Regions from separate parts of the Homo sapiens genome. Here region 1 is linked to region 2. Evidence: chromatin contacts called from ENCODE Hi-C or POLR2A ChIA-PET data. All regions are on one chromosome and are shown on one strand. The core of a region is the stretch at or near the end of the contact, and the rest is flanking DNA. Distances in the headings are between cores, read along the strand shown. Region 1 overlaps ZFAND6 (zinc finger AN1-type containing 6). Region 2 has its middle 44 kb from the start of BCL2A1.

Region 1 (7,195 bases), core at 1,471-3,970, 88 kb after region 2:
GGTCAGTGTTCATCCAGGTCTAATCACCTTGTCTGGAGGGTTTATCCCATGGTACTAAAAGGTCAGCAAGAGCTGATTTATAGGTATACAGATTGTCTTAGAAGGGAATGTTAGTAGGGAGGCAGTGAATGGCATGTGTAACTTCAGTTTCTTCAACTGATTACAAAGGAACGTGTGTGAGAATGTTACCTTCCTTATACAGATTTGGTGAGGCCTAAGTCAGATAATCTATATAAAGTGCTTAGCCCAGGGCCTAGTACATAATAGTGAGTAGACATTTTCAGTGAGCACTTACTCTAATACATACCTAATTGTGTAGTTTCCTTACCTGGTTTTTTTAATTTAGGGAAAAAATTTGGAGAATTTGGTGGGATTAATTGGTAACTTGTGGATATTCACTCAGAACATCTCAATTCAAAGTGCCTGACTGAAATTTAACTCTTGTAACTAGCGGCCTAGATATGCTCTGAAGTGTTCATGGTATAGTATATCAGCCCGACCTCAGATTGGCTTACTGTTGAGCATTGTTGAGTTTGCTCTTAATCAAGAACTTAAAGTGTCCAAATTTTTTAGCCATCTGAGCCCCTTTATTTAATTGAAATCTTTTGCAGAAACCAGGTATGTGAAAACACCAAAAATGAACTATTCTATTTGAAGCAGAAATTTGTAACCCATTCTGCCTTCTCAGTCTGCTTTCTCCCTACCCTTTTCCTCTGCCTCAGCAATCTTTGATAGAACAAAAGCAGACACTTAGGAGAAATAAACTTTATGAAGGATTGCCTAAATGATAAGCCTGAATGATAAGTTCATTATTATTATTGTTTTTTTAAGAAACAAGAGTCTTGCTCTGTCACCTATGCAGGGGTGTAGTGGTGTGATCTCAGCTCACTGCAGCCTCAATTTCCTAGGCTCAGACGGTTCTCCCACCATAGGCTCCTGAGTAGCTGGGACCACAGCTGTGCACCACCACACCCAGATAATTTTCTTATTCTTTGTAGAGACGGGGATCTCACTGTGTTGTCCAGGCTGGTCTTGAACTCAAGCAATCCTCTCGCCTTGGTCTCCCAGAATGTTGGGATTACACACGTGAGCCACCGCCCCTGGCCGGATTTTATTTTTAACTCTGGCTCCACTCCATGAAGACTGGCTGTTAACTGAAGGTGGCCATGAGACTATTGATTTATATTAGAACTAAATAGCCAGAGGCTGGGTGGGCGGTTCACGCCTTATAATCCCAGCACTTTGGGAGGCTGAGGCAAGTGGATCATTTGAGGTCAGGAGTTCAAGACCAGCCTTGGCCAGTATGGTGAAACCCCGTCTCTTCTAAAAATACAAAAATTAGGTATGGTGGTGTGTGCCTGTAATCCCAGCTACTTGGGAAGCTGAGGCAGGAGAATCGCTTGATCCTGGGAGGTAGAGGTTGCAGTGAGCCGAGATCGCACCACTGCACTCCAGCCTGGGCGACAGAGTGAGACCCTGTCTCAAATCAGTCAGTCAGTCAATCCATCCATCCATCCATCCATCCATCCCAGAAACTTACATTTTACTTTTCAGGTATTATTGACCATATCATTTTGTGTTTTACTTGTTGTAAACTATAGATGAAATCCTCTTATGTTATCTGGGGTAATATTTCATTGTACTTTTCTTGAGTCGCTGATTTTGTTTTTCTTAAGTAGTCATATTCTTCTTTGCATTAGCTCCTTGAAAGAATAGAGTTGAATGGCTTCCAATTAGCAAATAGGCCTTTATGGGCATACATTTTATTTATTGACAGTATTTCTAACTTATTTTTTTTTAACCATTTTTACTTGGATTGACTATTTTTGCCTACTTTTGATATCATACAGCATGCATTTTTAAAGTCACCTAGAATTCTTTTCAGAGCAATTTAAAGTATATAAAAAACAGTAATATTTAGTGAACAGCACTTGTTCTAAAAAGCTCCCCTTTTCATTCTAAGGTGGTGGGATTCCCTGTTGCTTGTGGGTTTAAGTTCAGACTCCTTATCATGGAAACACAGATTTTGTGATGTGGCCTTATTCTAAGATCATTTCCCACTATCCTGTAGTCTAGGCACACAGAAGTCTCCCCTGGTAGACCACATACTTGCTTTTATCCTTCCTTTACAGTTATAAATATTGAGCGTAAGCACATAGTAAATTTTTGTTGCCAGTTATCCAGAGTAATTGATACATCATTTTATAAACTTTTGAGAGGAGGATGTTAGAAACCATTCCATCACACTTTTAATAAAAAACGGTATCATCTCAGGTGGAAGTGAGGCCTATTCACAGATCTCCTAACAGGTGATTACTGTCTCTGTGGCAAGGAGAACTTTTATGAACCTGCCCTTTGTGAGCTATGGGTAAATAAGGAGTCTTGGATTTATGACTGCAGCTACTATTAAATAGTGGACAGTTTGAACCTCTCTCTCTCATGATGAACTGCAGATATGTGACTTAAATAAGCCACCCAATTCTGAACTGAGCTTTATATTGCAACTTACGGGTTAAAGTATTTTCACAATCACCGTCCCAGTTGACCCCCTCAAAATTCTATGAGTTAGAAAGGACAGGCATCATAACTATCTTAAATGAAGTACTTCAGGCTAAGCACTTATCTAAGTAGGAAGTTTATATTCACAACCAACTTGAAGATGAGTCAGTTCTTTTTTCTTTTTACTACATATCAAGTTGTCCCTGTATATATAACAGTTGTTTTGCAGTGATTTGTAGTTAAACTTCCTTTCATGATGCATTTGTTAGTCATCCCTACAAGGTGTGTTACGTTTTAACTGAAAGAAAATCAGTTTCTGAAGTATCTTGCAATCATTTCTGGCATCCATTTTTATATACCTCTATGAAGTGAGAGTGGTGTATTCTAAAACTTTGTGGTTTTGATACTTAACATTTTGTGGTTTTGTGGCTAATAAAGTTGTAATTTTGGAGTTAGATGTGATGTTTGTGCAGATACGTGAAAATCAGACATTAGTATTTCTGTTCTTGTACCTACATTGATGAGAGCAGAACTGTGTGTCCTAAATATCTTTTACAGTGTTTAATAGCTAGCGGAGTGATAGGTACGATAAGTTTATCAAGATATCCTTGAACAAAGAGCTATGACAAAAGAAAGTACTTGCTTATAGTCATGGAATTTTGCTATGTCTTTCCTGATAATATCTCTAACCAAAATAGTTGTGAAATCATTTATTCATCCAGCATGTATTTGAGTACCTCCTATGTGCCTGGCATTAATCTAGAGCGGGAATTGGCCAACTATGACCCACTCACCAAATCCATTCTAGTCACCCCTTATTGTAAATAAAAGTTTTATTGAAACACAGCCATTCCTATTCATTTACTTATTGTCTGTGGCTTCTTTTTTACTGTAAAGGCGAAATTGAGCAGTTATGACAGACTCTATGGCCCACAAAGCCTAGAATAATTGCTCTCTGGTGCTTTAGAGAAAAAATTTGCCAGCCCTAATCTAGAGTGCTGGGAATATAACTCTGAAAAAACCAAATAATTTTTTCAGTATGTTAAATTTGTTTTTTTTTTTTTTGCTTCCATATTATAGGCTCTTTGTGCCTAGAAACTTATTATTTGCTCATTATGCATATTTTAATTCATGTTGAAGGACAGTGTTATTACAAGTAAGTTGTTTTCCTCTGAATTTGTGTAGGTATCTTTTTCCTCAGTAACCCTTTTCCCTGAAATGGGAGACTAATTAAGAACTGTGTGCCAAAAACCTCTGCAAGGATAGAGACTTCAGTTTCCAGTATGTGGATAAGAAACTAGATTGAGGAAGGCTTTACTCTGGGGTGACGTATCTCAAAATAGGTGAAAGAGGAAAAATACAATGAAGTGTAATCAGAATCAAGATTTAATAAAAGGGCCGGGCGCAGTGGCTCACGCCTGTAATCTCAGCACTTTGGGAGGCTGAGGTGGGTGGATCACCTGAGGTCAGGAGTTCAAGACCAGCCTGATGAACATGGTGAAACCCCGTCTCTACTAAAAATACAAAAAAATCAGCCAGGCATGGTGGCGGACGCCAGTAATCTCAGCTAGTCGGGAGGCTGAGGTAGGAGAATCACTTGAACCCAGGAGGCAAAGGTTGCAGGGAGCCAAGATTGCGCCACTGCGCTCCAGCCTGTGCAACAAGAGCAAAATTCCGTGTCAAAAAAAAAATAGATTTAGTAAAAATAATTTGTTTCATCAGGAATACTCAGCAAGTGAAACTGGTTTTTTGTTTTTTAACTGTGAGAGTATGGTGATGAATATAATGACTACTATTAGGTAGTCATTACATAATGACATCACCATATTATGTGACATCTCCTTGTCATATAACGACAACTGTACTATTATAGTATGGTTTGGTGCCGCTGTCTTGATGGCATGTTAAAGCTCTAGCTGTTTTACCCTTCATTGCTTTTACACTGCCAATGCAAATGTCAACACAGTGAATAAGACGAATAACAAGTTCTTGTTATTATGAAAATAGGGGCTGGGCGCAGTGTTTCATGCCTGTAATCCCAGCTCTTTGGGAGGCTGAAGCGGGTGGGTCACCTGAGGTCAGGAGTTCAAGACCAGTCTGGCCAACATGGTGAAACCCTGTCTCTCCTAAAAACACAAAAAGTCATGATGATAGGCACCTGTAAATCCCAGCTACTCAGGAGGCTGAAGCAGGGGAATCACTTGAACCTGGGAGGCGGAGGTTGCAGTGAGCCAAGATCGTGCCACTGCACTCCAGCCTGGGCAACAAGAGCAAAACTCTGTCGAAAAGAGGAGAGGAGAGGGGAGAGGGGAAGGGAGGGGAGAAGATGGGGTTGGGAGGGCAGCGGGGAGGGGGAAGGACCTCTGAAAGGATCTCAAGAATCCCCAGGAGTCCACAGATACGCTTTGGGAACTACTGATTTAGAGTGTGGACTCCAGCCAACTGCTTGGGTTGAATCCCAGCTCCTCACTTACTAGCTGTGTGTCCTTGAACAGTTTATTTCTCTGTAAAATGAGAGTGCTAATAGTACCTACTTAATAGGACTATTATGAGGATTAAAGGGATTGGTATTTATAAGTGCTTGGCACATAAAGTTCTATATAAGTATTGCTCAGTAAATGGTAAAGCAAGTTTTCTTCTGTAAAAAATGTGCAGTTTCATGAGCAGAAAAGATATAAATTTAGAGAATGACCATATATTAAACTTTAAAATTAGGGAAGGACATTCATTTACAATTGAAGATTTACCTTAGGGGGAGAAGAGATTTTTTAAAAGGTTTTGGGTGGAGGGGTTGGGGGGAAGTACAAAGTCTACATAGTTGAATTAAAAGCTTTAAGGGCAAAGAGGGAATAAAAAGCCATAGATAGATCGATCAATCTGTGGTAATCGTGAGAAGAAAGAGAATGAATGTCCATGAATGTGGAAGCCAGTGGGAAAATTTGAACGGGTTCCTCTTTTTGCAAATAAGAATATTGGGTGGCCTTGTGCTGGTAAAAACTGTGCCTTGTTCTTTAAGGTATGTGATATGAAACCTAGGTCAGTTTGAGAATATGAAATTCACTGCAACTTAATTTTACTAATAGAATTACTGTTTGGTATGCTAAATTAGTCACATTGCTAAATGAACCTCTTTCTGAGTAGGCTGAATGGAAAAGATGCCCAAAAGCTTGGAGCATGAGGCCAGGCATCCTTGTTTTTTTGTTTTTTTTCTTTTTTTTTGGAGTCTCACTCTGTTGCCCAGGCTGGAGTGCAGTGGTGCAATCATGGCTCACTGCAGCCTCCGCCTCCTGGGTTCAAGCACTTCTGCCTTAGCCTCCAGAGTAGCTGGGATTACAGACGCCTGCCACCACGCCTGGCTAATTTTTGTATTTTTAGTAGAGACAGGATTTCACCATGTTGACTAGGCTGGTCTTGAACTCCTGACCTCAAGTGATCTGCCTGTCTCGGCCTCCCAAAGTGCTGGGATTACAGGTGTGAGCCACCGCGCCTGCAGGCATCTTTGTTCAGTGCATGAACTGTATAGTCATAGGTGGCACACCTTGCTGACAGATCTAGATCTCTTCTTAAACAGCAAATTCAATTTCTTTAAAAGGAGCCTTTCTCGTTTTTTGCCTTGGGATAAATCCTTGGCTACTAGTGGTGGTGTGCAGGTAAGGTGGCAGGGCAGTTTCATTCATACATTCAATCAATATTGAATGCCTGCCATTTACCAAGCATTATTCAAAGCATCAGTGAACAAAATGGACAAAATCCCTGCCATTAGGGAGGTAACATTTTAGCAAAGGGGAGACACAATATAATAGTAAATTAAGATTAGGATAAGGACGTTGAAGAAAAATAAAACCGGAATTGATGCTGGGGACAATTTTAAATAAGTGGCAAGGGAATTCCTCCTTGAAAAAGGTAACATTTGAGCAGAGACCTGAAGGAGGTGAAGAACCTAGTCATAAGGATTTCTGGAAAGTAGAAGGAATAGCAAGTACAAAGGCCTCAGACAGGAAAATACCTGTCATACCCAGCAACGTGTATGGTAGGAAGGGGAGTAAAAGAGGAAGTCATGTAATGGGGGACCAGATCATGAAGAGCCTTTAAGTCAAGGTAAAGAATTTGTCTTTTAACGCTTTGTAAGTTGGGAAGCCACTGGAAGATTTTGAGTAAGCAGGCAGTGTGATTGATTTAGATTTTAATAGGATCACTGGCTGCTGTGTTGAAAATAAAGTATAGCGGGGCAAGAAGCAGGGAGATATATATACCAGAAGCTGTGTTATCAATTGCTGCATAAGAAACTAACCCAAAATTCACTGGCTTAAACAACAAATATTTATTATCTCACACAGTTTCTGTTGGGAATATAGAAGGGCCTCAGCTGTATGGTTTTGGCCCAGAGTGTTTCATGAGGTTGCAGTTCACATGTCAGCTAAGGCTGCAGTCATTCAAAGATTTGATCAGGGCTAGAGAAGATCGGCTTCCTGGTTCACTCATATAGCTGTTGGCCAGAGACCTCAGCTACTCGTCACATGAGCCTTTCTCTGTGAAATGGCCCTCAGCTTCTCCAGAGTGAGTTACCAAGAGAGAAAGCAAAGCAGAAACCACAGTGTCTCTTATGCCCTAGACTTGGAAGATATGCCATTACTTCCATGGTATTCTGTTGATCTCCCAGACCAACACTGATAAAATGTGGGAAGGAACTGCATGA
Region 2 (7,142 bases), core at 4,643-7,142:
AAAAACAAAACAAAACACACACACACACGCACTGAGAGACTGCCTCTCAATACCCTCTAGACTGGCAAAAATAAAAAAGATTGATAATACCAAGTGTGACGAGGACATAGAAGAACTGGAACTCTCATACACTGCTGGTGGGTGTGTAAAATGGTACAATCACATTGGAAAATAGTTTGGCAGTTTCTTATAAAGTTAAACATAAACTTATCATACAACCACATAATTCCACTGTCAGTATTCTACTTAAGAGAAAAATATGTCTACCCAAGGAAGTCTAGTCAAATTTTCATAGCAAGTTTATTTATAATAGCCCAAAGCTATTATAAATATAATAGCCCATTCAAATGCCATTAACAGGAAAATGGATAAACAAAATGGTATATCCGTACGTGGAATACTAATCAACAATAAAAAAGAATGACTTACTAATACATGCAACAACATGAATAAATATTTTAAAATAATGTTAAAGTAAAAGAAGCCAGACACAAAAAAATTCCCTATCACATAATCCTGTTTACATGAATTTCCTGAATAGGCAAAACTAATCTTGTAATGGCAGAGAAAGCAAATGAGTGGTTTTCTGGGGCTGGGGTATGGGAATCGGCTGCACAGGGGCATGAGGGAACTTTTTGAGGTGGTGGAAATATTCTATATCTTGATTGTGCTGGCTGGCGGTTACACAGGGGGTTTACGCTTGTCAAAACTCATTGAGCTGAAAAAGAAAATCCCACATTAAATGGTACATTTAAAATGGGTGCATTTTATTATATGTAAATTTTTCCTCAGTAAAATAACTTTTTAAAAACAACCAGCCCATTTGTTTAGCAACAAAAAAATTAGTTCTGCATGCCCCGGGGTGGCAGGGAACAAGATAGCTAGAGGCCAGAGAGGGAGTCAGTTGACTCTTTCTTAAATAGACTTTACTTTTTAGTAGTTTAGGTTCTCAGCGAAATTGAACAGAAGGTACGGAATTTACCATTCACTTCCTGTTTTTATATCCTCACAGCCTTTCCCACTAACAACATCCCACTCCAGGATGATACATTTGTTACATTTGATGAACCTACATTGACACATTATTATCACCCAAAGTCTAAATTCACTTTTGGTGCTGAACATTCTATGAGTCTGGACAAATGTATAATAACATGCACCCATCATTATAATATTATACAGAATAGTTTCATTACCATAAAAATCCTCTGTGCTCTGCCTGTTCATCCCTCCCTACTCCCTAACCCCTGGCAAACACTGACCTCTTTACTGGCTCCATAGTTTTCCCTTTCTAGAATGTCATATAGTTGGAATGATACAGTCTGTGGCCTTTTCAGATTGGTTCCTTCCACTTAGTAATATTTAGCATCCCTTCTTATCTTTTTATGGCTTGATAAATCATTTATCTTTATTACTAAATAACGTCATTTTTTCTAGATGTATCACAGTTTATTTATCCATTCATCTATTAAAGGGCATCTTGATTGCTTCCAAGTTTTGGCAATTATTAATAAAGCTGCTACGAACATTCATGTGCAGGTTTTTGTGTGGACAAAGTTTTTAACCATTTGGGCAAATTAGGAGCATGATTGCCGAATCATATGATAAGTCTATGTTGTGCTGTGTAAGAAATTGCCAAGCTTGGCTGGGCATGGTGGCTCATGCCTGTAATCCCAGCACTTTTGGAGGTCGAGATGGGCAGATCACCTGAGGGCAGGAGTTCGACCTCACCTCACCAAAGAAGATATACAGGTGGCAAATAAATATATAAAAAGATGCTCACATCTGTCATAAGGGAATTACCAATTAAAACAACGAGATACCACTACACACCTATTAGAATGGCTCCAATCCAAAACACAGACAACACCAAATGCTGGCGAGAATATGGAGCATCAGGAGCTCTCACTCATTACTAATGGGAATACAAAATGGTACAGCCACTTTTGGAAGAGAGCTCAGCAACTTTTTTTTTTTCTTTTGAGACAGAGTTTCGCTCTTGTTGTCCAGGCTGGAGTGCAATGGCACAATTTCAGCTCACCGCCTCCGCCTCCCAGGTTCAAGCAATTCTCCCGCCCCAGCCTCCTGAGAAGCTGGGATTACAGGCATGCGCCACCACGCCTGGCTAATTTTGTATTTTTATTAGAGATGGGGTTTCAGCATGTTGGTCAGGCTAGTCTCGAACTCCTGACCTCAAACCCTCCACCAGCCTTGGCCTCCCAAAGTACTGGGATTACAGGCCTGAGCCACTACACCCAGCCTGCTTCCCCATTTTTTAACCAGTTTGTTTGTTCTTATGGTTGAGTTTTAAGAGTTCTTTTTTTTTTTTTGAGATGGAGTCTTGCTCTGTCGCCAGGCTGGAGTGTAATGACACGGTCTCATGGCAACCTCCGCCTCCCGGGTTCAAGCGATTCTCCAGTCCCAGCCTCCCAAGTAGCTGGGATTACAGGTGCCCACCGCCACGCCCAGCTAATTTTTTGTATTTTTAGTAGAGACAGGATTTCACCATGTTGGCAAGGCTGGTCTCAAACTTCTGACCTTGTGATCTGCCCACCTTGGCCTCCCAAAGTGCTGGGGTTACAGGTGTGAGCCACCACACTCAGCCTATTTTTTTTTTTTTTTTTTGAGACAGAGTCTTGCTCTGTCGCCCAGGCTGGAGTGCAGTGGCGCAATCTTGGCTCACTGCAACCTCCGCCTCCAGGGTTCATGCCATTCTCCTGCCTCAGCCTCCAGAGTAGCTGGGACTACAAGTGCCCGCCACCATGCCTAGCTAATTTTTTGTATTTTTAGTAGAGGTGGGGTTTAACTGTGTTGGCCAGGATGGTCTTGCTCTCCTGACCTGTGATCTGCCCGCCTCAGCCTCCTGAAGTGCTGGGATTATAGGCGTGAGCCACCGCACCCAGCCTTACGAGTTCTTTGTATATTTTGGATAACAACAGTTTATCAACTATGTCTTTTGCAAATATTTTCTTGCATCCTTGGCTTGTCTTCTCATTCTGTTAACAGGGTCTTTCACAGAACAGAACTTTTAAAATTTTAATGAATCCCAGCTTATCAATTATTTATTTCATGGGTTGTGCCTTTGGTGTTTTATGTAAAAAAGTCTTCACCATAACTAATACCCAATACCCAATGTCACACAGATTTTCTCTTGTTGTCTTCTAGGAGTTCTATGATTTTGCATTTTACATTTGGGCCTATAATCCATTTTGAGTTAATTTTTGTGAAACATGTAAGATCTTTGCCTAGATGTTTTTTCAAGTGTTTGGCCAGTTCTTCAGCGCAATTTGTTGAAAACAATATCTTTGCTTCATTGTATTGCTTTGTCGCTTTGTCAAAGGTCAGTTGACTGTATTTATTTGGCTCTATTTCTGGGCTCTATTCTGTTCCATTGACATATTTGTCTATTCTTTCACCAATACCATACTGTCTTGATTAGTGTAGCTTTAATAATTAGTCTTGAAGTTGGGTAATGTCAGTCTTCCAACTATGTTCTCCTCCTTCAATATTGTGTTGGCTATCCTGTCTCTTGCCTCTCCATATAAATTTTAGAATCAGTTTGGCAATATGCAGAAAATAACTTGCTGGGATATTGGTTGGGTGTACTTGGCCATTCTTGCTTTGGTGTAAAGGAATACCTCAGACTGAGTAATTTATGAAGAAAAGAGGTTTAATTGGCTCACAGTTCTGCAGGCTATAAAAGCATGGCACCAACATCTGCTTGGCTTCTGGTGAGGACTTCAGGAAGCTTACAATCATGGCATAAGGCGAAGTGGGAGCAGGCATGTAACATGACTAGAGTAACAGCAAGTGAGCCAGTGGGGGAGGGCCTAGATTTTTAAACAACCAGATCTTGAGCAAGAATTCAATTCTCACCAATGGGAAAGTGATAAAACATTCTTGAGACATCCGCCCCCACAATCCAATCACCTCCCAGGCCCCACCTCCAACACTGGGAATAGTATTTTAGCATGAGATTTAAAGGAGACAAACATCCAACTTATACCATTGGGATTGCATTGAAATTATAGATCAAGTTAGCAAGAACCAATATATTGACAATATCGGATCTTCCTATGAATGACTATGGAATATATCTCCATTTTATTTAGTTATTTGATTTCTTTCAGCAGAGTTTTATAGTTTTTCTCACATAAATCTTGTGCATATTTTGTTAGATTTACACTTATTTCATTTTTTGAGGTGCTAATGTAAATGATATTGTGTTTTTAATTTCAAATTCTAATAGTTCATTGCTGGTATATAGGAAAGTGATTGACTTTTTTGTATTAACCTTATATCCTGCAAAGCTGCTATAAGCACTTATTAGCTCCGGGGTTTTTTTTTTAATCTATTCTTTCGGATTTTCTTTTCTTTTTCTTTCTTTCTTTTTTTTTTAAATTGAGACAGAGTCTTACTCTGTCACCCAGGCTGGAGTGCAGTGGTGCAACCCCGGCTCACTGCAACCTCTGCCTCCTGGGTTCAAGTGATTCTTGTGCCTCAGCCTCCTGAGTAGCTGGGATTACAGGCATGCACCCCCATGCCTGGCTAATTCTCGTATTTTTAGAAAAGACGGGGTTTCTCCATGTTGGCCAGGCTGGTCTCGAACTCCTGGCCTCAAGTGATCTGCCTACCTTGGCCTCCCAAAGTGCTGGGATTACAGGTGTGAGCCACCACCCCGGCTCTTTTAGATTTTCTACGTAAACAATCATATCATCTGAGAGCAAAGACAGTTTAATATTCCTTCTTAATCAGTACATATTTTCTTTTCTGGTCTTATTACATTATTAGATCTTCCAGTATGACACTGAGAGGTGACAGTGTGCTGGCAGTCCTCACAGCCCTCGCTCGCTCTGGGCGCCTCCTCTGCCTGGGCTCCCACTTTGGCGGCACTTGAGGAGCGCTTCAGCCCGCCGCTGCACTGTGGGAGCCCCTTTCTGGGCTGGCCAAGGCCGGAGCCGGCTCCCTCAGCTTGTGAGGAGGTGTGGAAGGAGAGGCAGGGGGGGTACCGAGGCTGCGCGCTGTGCTTGCGGGCCAGCGTGAGTTCCGGGTGGGCGTGTGCTGGGCAGACCCCGCACTCCGAGCGGCCTGCGGGCCCCACTGGCCCTGGGCAGTGAGGGGCTTAGCACCTGGGCCAGCAGCTGCTGTGCTCAATTTCGCTCCCGGCCTTAGCTGCCTTCCGGCGGGGCAGGGTTTGGGACCTGTCGCCTGCCATGCCTGAGCCTGCCCGCCCTCCGTGGGCTCCTGTGCGGCCCGAGCCTCCCCGACGAGCGCCGCCCCCTGCTCCAGGGCACCCAGTCCCATTGACCACCCAAGGGCTGAGGAGTGCGGGCGCATGGCGGGGGACTGGCAGGCAGCTCCACCTGCAGCCCCAGTGCGGGATCCACTGGGTGAAGCCAGCTGGGCTCCTGAGTCTGGTGGGGACATGGAGAACCTTTATGTCTAGCTCAGGGTTTGTGAATGCACCAATCGACACTCTGTATCTAGCTACTCTGGTGGGGCCTTGGAGAACCTTTATGTCTAGTTCAGGGATTGTAAATATACCAGTCGGCACTCTGTATCTAGCTCAAGGTTTGTAAACACAGCAATCAGCACCCTGTGTCTAGCTCAGGGTTTGTGAATACACCAATCGACACTCTGTATCTAGCTACTACCAGGGGACTTGGAAAACCTTTGTGTGGACACTGTATCTAGCTAATCTGGTGGGGACGTGGAGCACCTCTGTGTCTAGCTCAGGGATTGTAAACGCACCAATCAGCGCCCTGTCAAAACAGACCACTGGGCTCTACCAATCAGCAGGATGTGGGTGGGGCCAGATAAGAGAATAAAAGCAGGCTGCCAGAGCCAGCAGTAGCAACCCGCTAGGGTCTTTTTCCACACCGTGGAAGCTTTGTTCTTTTGCTTTTTGCAATAAATCTTACTGCTGGTCACTCTTTGGGTCCACACTGCCTTTATGAGCTGTAACACTCACCGCGAAGGTCTGCAGCTTCACTCCTGAAGCCAGTGAGACCACGAGCCCACTGGGAGGAATGAACAACTCCAGAAACGCCGCCTTAAGAGCTGTAACACTCACCATGAAGGTCTGCAGCTTCACTCCTGAGCCAGCGAGACCACGAACCCACCAGAAGGAAGAAACTCCGAACACATCTGAACATCAGAAGGAACAAACTCCGGACACGCTGCCTTTAAGAACTGTAACACTCACTGTGAGGGTCCACGGCTTCATTCTTGAAGTCAGTGAGACCAAGAACCTACCAATTCTGGACACAGTGAGACCAAGAACCCACCAATTCCGGACACAACACTGAAAAAGAGAAGTGAAAGAGGACACCCTTACCTTGTTTCTGAGCTGAGAAAGCTTCTTGTTTCTCACCATTAATAGGTGTTAGCTATAGGGTTTTGTTAATGTTCTTTATCAAATAGAGGAAGTTCTCTTCTAGTCCTAGTTTGGTGAGAGTTTTTATCATAAATGGGTATCGGACTTAGTCAATTTTTTTTTGTATCTATTGATGTAATCTTGTGATTTTTCTTTCTCTGTTGATGTGATGGATTATAGTGATTGAGTTTTTGAATGTTGAACCAGGCTTGCATACCTTGGGTAATTCCATTTGGTCACGGTATATAATTCTTTTGTTTTGTTTTGTTTTTGAGACGAAGTCTCGCTCTGTCACCCAAGCTGGAGTGCAGTGGCGTGATCCCAGCTCACAGCAACCTCCACCTCCCAGGTTCCAGCGATTCTCCTGCCTCAGCCTCTGGAGTAGCTGGGACTACAGGTGCGTGCCACCATGCCCAGCTAATTTTTGTATTTTTAGTAGAGACAGGGTTTCACTATGTTGGCCAGGCTGGTCTTGAACTCCTGACCTCGTGATCCACCTGCCTCAGCCTCCCAAAGTGCTGGGATTACTGGCGTGAGCCACTGCACCCAGCCTGTTTTGTTTTGTTTTGTTTTTTGAGTTGAAGTTTCCCTCGTCATCCAGGCTGGAGTGCAATGACGCGATCTCAGGTCACTGCAACCTCCACCTCCCAGGTCCAAGCAATTCTCCTGCCTCAGCCTCCCAAGTAGCTGGGACTACAGATGTGCACCACCACGCCCAGCTAATGTTTGTATTTTTAGTAGAGATGGGGTTTTTACATGTTGACCA

Evidence for each region. A loop is a pair of places that touch in the nucleus more often than their neighbours do. ChIA-PET counts read pairs that join two places held with the same protein, here RNA polymerase II (POLR2A). Pooled maps may share reads with other maps.
Region 1: a loop to region 2 is called in a map of head of caudate nucleus, with 6 times the contacts of the local background. The contact joins two enhancer-like sites. A Hi-C loop is called at or near these places in 1 of 168 maps with a recorded cell type or tissue (head of caudate nucleus), 4 of 37 single-sample maps with no recorded cell type and 4 of 50 pooled maps. POLR2A ChIA-PET finds 5 or more read pairs at or near these places in 2 of 52 experiments (OCI-LY7 and naive thymus-derived CD4-positive, alpha-beta T cell).

What each region holds. Positions count from the first base shown.
Region 1 is chr15:80,103,036-80,110,230 of GRCh38, forward strand. All of the region lies in intron 2 of ZFAND6 (zinc finger AN1-type containing 6), which reads left to right. Among named protein-coding and RNA genes, the nearest start is that of FAH, 46 kb to the right of the region's middle. Within about 2 kb of position 2,721, at least 3 of the 41 ENCODE cell types and tissues checked have a DNase peak (open chromatin) inside an H3K27ac peak, as active enhancers do.
Region 2 is chr15:80,011,532-80,018,673 of GRCh38, forward strand. No RefSeq gene overlaps it. Among named protein-coding and RNA genes, the nearest start is that of BCL2A1, 44 kb to the left of the region's middle. RefSeq lists an enhancer at 6,037-6,196. Within about 2 kb of position 5,893, at least 3 of the 41 ENCODE cell types and tissues checked have a DNase peak (open chromatin) inside an H3K27ac peak, as active enhancers do.